Linked DNA regions of Homo sapiens: region 2 is linked to region 1. The links are chromatin contacts, found by Hi-C or POLR2A ChIA-PET in ENCODE. All regions are on one chromosome and are shown on one strand. Each heading gives the region's core, a stretch centred on a gene start or an enhancer-like site at or near the end of the contact. The rest is flanking DNA. Distances are from core to core; before and after follow the strand shown.

Region 1 (2,875 bases), core at 122-2,621:
CACCACCATAGAGGCCCGGTGAGGCCAGCACCATGGTGTCAAAGTCTGCCTTGTGTACCTTTGCTCATGTCACCTCTTCTTTTCTCCACTTCCAAATTCTCTCTATCCACTTCTTGAACTCTTCTTTTTAGCCCAGTTTAGCCTCTCGTATGCAAGTCCCTTCCTCTGTCCCCATTGCCCCAAGGATCCATTGCCTTGACTTGCAAGCATCTTCTTGAATTTCCTGCTAATTTGAACTGAAGAGATGGAAATGCACCTTAAAGATTGGGTGGGAAGCCAGCCATGGCAATGTCTGATGCCCAGACTTGGGAGAGTGGTTGGGTGCTGTAGGAAAGAGGTGGTTCTCGGTCCCAGTGTCAGCTTGTGTTTGGAAATGTCTGCATCTTTTATGGTTTCACTACACTGGCCAGATTCTGACATCTGATCAGCACTCCTGTCTCTGACATCTGATCAGCACTCCTGTCTCTGTTAGTTCTGGTAGCGTCAGGGCTCCCAAGGGACTCTGACTTTTCATCTTCTGCTGGACAGTTAGTGTTCCCAGTTGTTGATCTATAATCCCACTCTTGACAAGAGAAATAATAAATAATTTCTGTATCACTAAACTGTGTAAAGAATATCAAATACTAGGTAAAATTTCCTTTAATAATTTTTTATCACCTGTGCTTTATCCTCACATAATTCTTTCCATTATTTTGCCATATTATTATATCTACATTTTTAAAGGTACTACGCAATTCCTATTTTTCAGGTGAAGAAACTGGAACTTAGAGAAAATGGGTAAGGCAGCAGCACTGGGTTTTGAATCCAGACTGTCTGATTTCAGAACCTTATATCCTAACTACAAGAAAATGTATTTACTTTGTCTCGTTTGCCTATCCCAGAAGCTTCCAACTTGGAAATTTTTGGAAACTATCGTATTATAGCATTCACTGCCCTTCTCACCCAAGCAATAATTGTTTCATTGTCACGTGTGTGTAAACCAATGTGAGGCTCATTTTCCTAATTTGCAAAGTGGGATAAGAATACAGATTCTGCAGGGTTACTTTGAGTCAGAAGTTAAAAGTAAGTGAACGTGCTGTTGGAACTGTGAGTACAGACAGAGCTATGCACCCATAAATAGTGAAATACCAGATCTTTCTGCACTCAAACATTACCCATGTTGATTTATAAAAAAGAAACAATGATTTCACCCTGCTCGATCACTGCCAGGCTTGATGGGATGGTAGATAAAAAGAAAAAATAATGAAGTGTAGGAAATATGCACTTCCTCTTTATGGTTATTAATTTGTTTTTGTTTTTTTTTTCTTTCTGTGCAGACTCTTCAATTGTGAGTCAGATCATAAATCATTGCTTCACTTGTGGGTTTTGGTGGAGTCAGAGTAGATGACTTGAGAGTCTATTTGCAACATCTTTTCCCTTTACCTGGCTCTGCTGGACTTCAAAAGCCTATTTTTATGTGCAGGGTAGAATATGGAGCTGGAACACTAGGTATTCCCGGCTTATTTTTGACATCAAGCCTCTCGTTGGAAAAACCAGCAATTATTAAGAGGTTTCAGTACATTTTAAAAGCATATAAAATCAAAGTTATTCAATACTGAATCTAGGGACAACAATGTATTTGGAGATTTATTACCTCCCAACACATATCTTTTAGTTTACCTTTTTTATCCCAAATGAATTTAATTTAAAATATAATCATTATAATTATACTATATAAGAATATGAACCATGCTGCCTTGGATCAAGCAAGGTTTCAGCATTGGACATCTTCCAAGAGACTCTGAGTCAGGCACGTTCAAGATGTTCTGCAGATGCATCTCACAGGTTGATCCAGCATGCAGAGGTGCTTTAAAAAGATAACTGAGTCAGCTGGGCACAGTGGCTCACACCTGTAATCCCAGCACTTTGGGGAGGCCGAGGCAGGCGGATCACGAGGTCAAGAGATCGAGACCATCCTGACCAACATGATGAAACCCCCATCTCTACTAAAAACACAAAAATTAGCTGGGCGTGGTGGCACATGCCTGTAGTCCCAGCTACTCAGGATGCTGAGACAGGAGAATCGCTTGAACCCGGAGGCGGAGGTTGCAGTGAGCTGAGCTCGTGCCACTGCCCTCCAGCCTGGCGACAGAGTGAGACTCCATCTAAAAAAAAAAAAAACAGATAACTGAGTCATGGTGCTGTACAGCCAACATAATCAAAATGTGGGCCTTCAGCACTGAATCCATTTGGCCTTACTCAAGCCTCAGCTTTCAACCCCTTGTCTTCACCACATGTTTCCCACATACCAATTCACTCTCAAAACTTACTTCACCAGGCATGACTGACCTCTTTGGGACTTAGCATCTCAACAGTGTATTCCATTTCCTCTCTGTGATTTCTGTCATCATTCAGGCTTGAGTGACTTCTCATTACAAAATCTACTGTAGGCCATGGCCTTCACTCCTGCGTGGATGTCTCTCTGTTAGATGACCAGGGTCTTAAGCAGATGACCCACACTGACTTAGGGAGCCTGTGATTCTAAAATCAGCTGCATGATTAACTCCCGTGCTTTGACTTAGATGCAGGAGACTTTTCTTTCCAAGAGAAAGAGCAATTGCTCTAGGGAGAGTGGGAAGCCTACCTCTTCCACGGGCTAGCTGAGTGACATTGGTAACTTACTTGACATTTCTGGGACATGATTACCTAATCTGCAAAATAATATTCATTACACCTATAATCTAAGGTTGCGTAAAGATTAAATTAACTTGCTCATACTAAGTGACAGCTCTAACAGATGCTTAACAAATTTCAACACGTCTTCCTCCTTTGTAGAATATTTTGTATCACTTTTTTGGCATTTTACATGCAATGCATCATGGTTAATTATTGGGGT
Region 2 (2,875 bases), core at 282-2,781, 610 kb after region 1:
GTTCCTATTTTAACTATGAAAAAATTCAGTAAAATTCAGCTACTTATCCAATGTCACAGAGAAAATTCCAGTTGATATAAATATTTGGATGTTTATTCTGTACTATTTGGTATACTTTTCTATATCTGGATATCCTTACCAATAAAAGCAATCACTGCTGACTTAAAAAAATAACAGCAGAAAAATCATGGGAGGAATAAAAGATATCAAATCTCCATTTAGCAATACATCCCTATAACTTGCCTGGTACTTGAGAGCTTTCCAGATGCTTGCACCAAAAGGAACTATCAACAGAGTAAACAGACAACCTACAGAATGGAAGAAAACATTTGCAAATTACACATCCAACAAAGATCTAATACCCAGAATCTATAACAAGCTTTAACAAGTCAACACACACACAAAAAAACCTCATTATAAAATGGGCAAAGGACATGAACAGACACTTCTCAAATGAAGACATACACTCAGCCAACAAGCAGATGAAAAAATACTCAACATCATTAATCATTAGAGAAATGCAAATTAAAAACCACAATGAGATATCATCTCACACCAGTCAGAATGGCTACTATTAAAAGTTCAAAAAACAACAGATTCTGGTAAGGTTGCAGAGAATACGGCTCGTTTATACACTGCTGGTGGGAATGTAAAGTAGTTCAGCCACCATGGAAAGCAGTTTGGAGATTTCTCAAGGAACTTAAGACAGAAATACCCTTCAGCCTAGCCATCCCATTTTGCGTATATACCCAAAGAGATATAGATCATTCCACGGCAAAGACATATGCGTGCATATGTTGATCACAGCACTATTTACAATAGCAAAGACATGGAATCAGCCTAGATGCCCATCAGTAGTGGACTGAATAAAGAAAATGAGGTACATATATACCATGGAATACTACACAGCTATAAAATAACAAAATTATGTCCTTTCAGGATAATGGCTGCAAGCCTAAGCAAATTAAGACAGAAACAGAAAACCAAATACCACATATTCTCACTTATAAGTGGGAACTAAACATAGAGCACACATGGACATAAAGAAGGGAACAATAGACACCAAGCATACTTTTCTAGGTGGTGAAAATTTTCTGCATCTTGGCTATGCAATTGTATTCATTTCTCAAAACTCATTAAAATATGCACTTAAAAGTTGGCTTTTTAAAGTATAAATTCCTAAACCTGACCAAAATACATTTGCAATAAACATCTCCCCGTGCCCTGCCCCACAGACATAATATCATGCTGTTATAATAATAGTGTATATACAATTTTTTGAGAACTCTCTTCCCACTGGATATACTTTTTGAATAGCTTTCCCTGTTGCTGCACTATTCTGAGTCTGAGATGCTGCCATCCAGGATGGTCCTAGGCTCCAGCCACTGGAGGGAAAACAGCTAATCCAGTGAGATCCAACACGTGATAAGACCAGCATCCTGAGTGTGCTTTCCGGTGTTGTGAAATTAATTGACGTGTCACCAGTCCCAAATTCACATTTTCTCCGTGAGGCATCTGGGGGATGCAATCGTGTCAGAGAGCTGTGAGGCATCAGAAGTGAGGCTGGCACAGACTCCTCTCAGCAGGCCAGGGGTGCATCGCTCCTCCCCTTTTCTCGGGCACTTCCCAGCGTGAAGCTGCTGACTCCATGCCATGTGTACTTTTAGAAATGAAATGCCCCAGCCCACTTCACTCTTGGCATCTATGGATTGGAGTGAACACTGAAGTTAACAGACATCTGAATAAGAATAGAAAAGAAATCCAAACAGAAAAACCACATTCCCTTCCAGTCTAGTTAAAGCCATAATTTTAAATTAATCACTCACATTCTGTTCAGAGGTTATTTTCTTGGTCTATGACATAGTCACCCAGGATACTCATAACTGGTAATAAAAATTATGAGGGCAATTAAAAATACCAAGACTCCGGTTCCGCACAATGAGCCTTGCCCCTGACCAACCAAATGGCTCATCATCCATCCCGAGGGCAACCACTGGGTGCCTTCTCTGATGGCCTCTTCCAGAAGGCTTCTCCAATTACAATGGTCTGTGACTTGTGATGACACAATCTCCTAAAACCCCAAATCTTCTACAAACTCTTCCAACTCCAGTAACCCCCAAAGCAGGGCAAACTAAATAGATAGTCCATTTCCTTCCCAGGGGATAGAGTCAGAGTCATTAAAAGTGGTCTTTAATGTGAGAAATTGAAAAGGAGTTGGGAAAGTGATAATAACTTCTGCAAGACCAGGAAAGTGTCATTAAAGACATGATGGGAAACCAGTGAGAACCCTGCTCACTTTGGGCCATTATTGATGGGTAATGAAAACATAAAGGAGTTCATAGGGAGTGAGACAAAGCTTTCAGGCTATGAGGAGTGACTTCCAGAGGAAGCAAGGTCCTGAAGGAGATGTACTCAAAAGAAAAGAATAGCATAAAAGGGGCATAGAGGGAGAAGGGGCACTAGAGGTGGGGAGGAGGGGAGAGGGTCACAACTGGGGCAGACCACAAGCATTGGCAAGAAGGGGAGGGGGACAGAAAAGAGCAGCCCAGAACCATGGGTGCCTTTCTTCCCGTTGTGCAATTTTTTTTTTTTTTTTGAGACCGAGTCTCACTCTGTCACCCAAGCTGGAGTGCAGTGGTGCGATCTCGGCTCACTGCAATATCCGCCCCCGGGGTGCAAGTGATTCTCCTGCTTCAGCCTCCCCTCCCGAGTAGCTGGGATTACAGGCGCCTGCCACCGTGCCCCACTAATTTTTATATTTCTTGTAGAGATGGAGTTTCACCATCTTGGCCAGGCTGGTCTTGAACTCCTGACCTTGTGATTCCCCCACCTCGGCCTCCCAAAGTGCAATTTTTGATGCTGAGTAAAACTGAAA

Evidence for each region. Hi-C counts contacts between places; a loop is a spot of excess contacts on that map. ChIA-PET counts read pairs that join two places held with the same protein, here RNA polymerase II (POLR2A). Pooled maps may share reads with other maps.
Region 2: a map of ascending aorta shows a loop between it and region 1 (2.4-fold over the local background). The contact joins two enhancer-like sites. A Hi-C loop is called at or near these places in 2 of 168 maps with a recorded cell type or tissue (IMR-90 and ascending aorta) and 3 of 50 pooled maps. POLR2A ChIA-PET finds 5 or more read pairs at or near these places in 1 of 52 experiments (PC-9).

What each region holds. Positions count from the first base shown.
Region 1 is chr7:46,751,452-46,754,326 of GRCh38, reverse strand. No RefSeq gene overlaps it. Among named protein-coding and RNA genes, the nearest start is that of SNORD151, 710 kb to the left of the region's middle. Within about 2 kb of position 1,371, at least 8 of the 41 ENCODE cell types and tissues checked have a DNase peak (open chromatin) inside an H3K27ac peak, as active enhancers do; they include ascending aorta, where a contact is called at or near this core.
Region 2 is chr7:46,145,732-46,148,606 of GRCh38, reverse strand. It overlaps the pseudogene ZNF619P1. Among named protein-coding and RNA genes, the nearest start is that of IGFBP3, 230 kb to the right of the region's middle. Within about 2 kb of position 1,531, at least 5 of the 41 ENCODE cell types and tissues checked have a DNase peak (open chromatin) inside an H3K27ac peak, as active enhancers do; they include ascending aorta, where a contact is called at or near this core.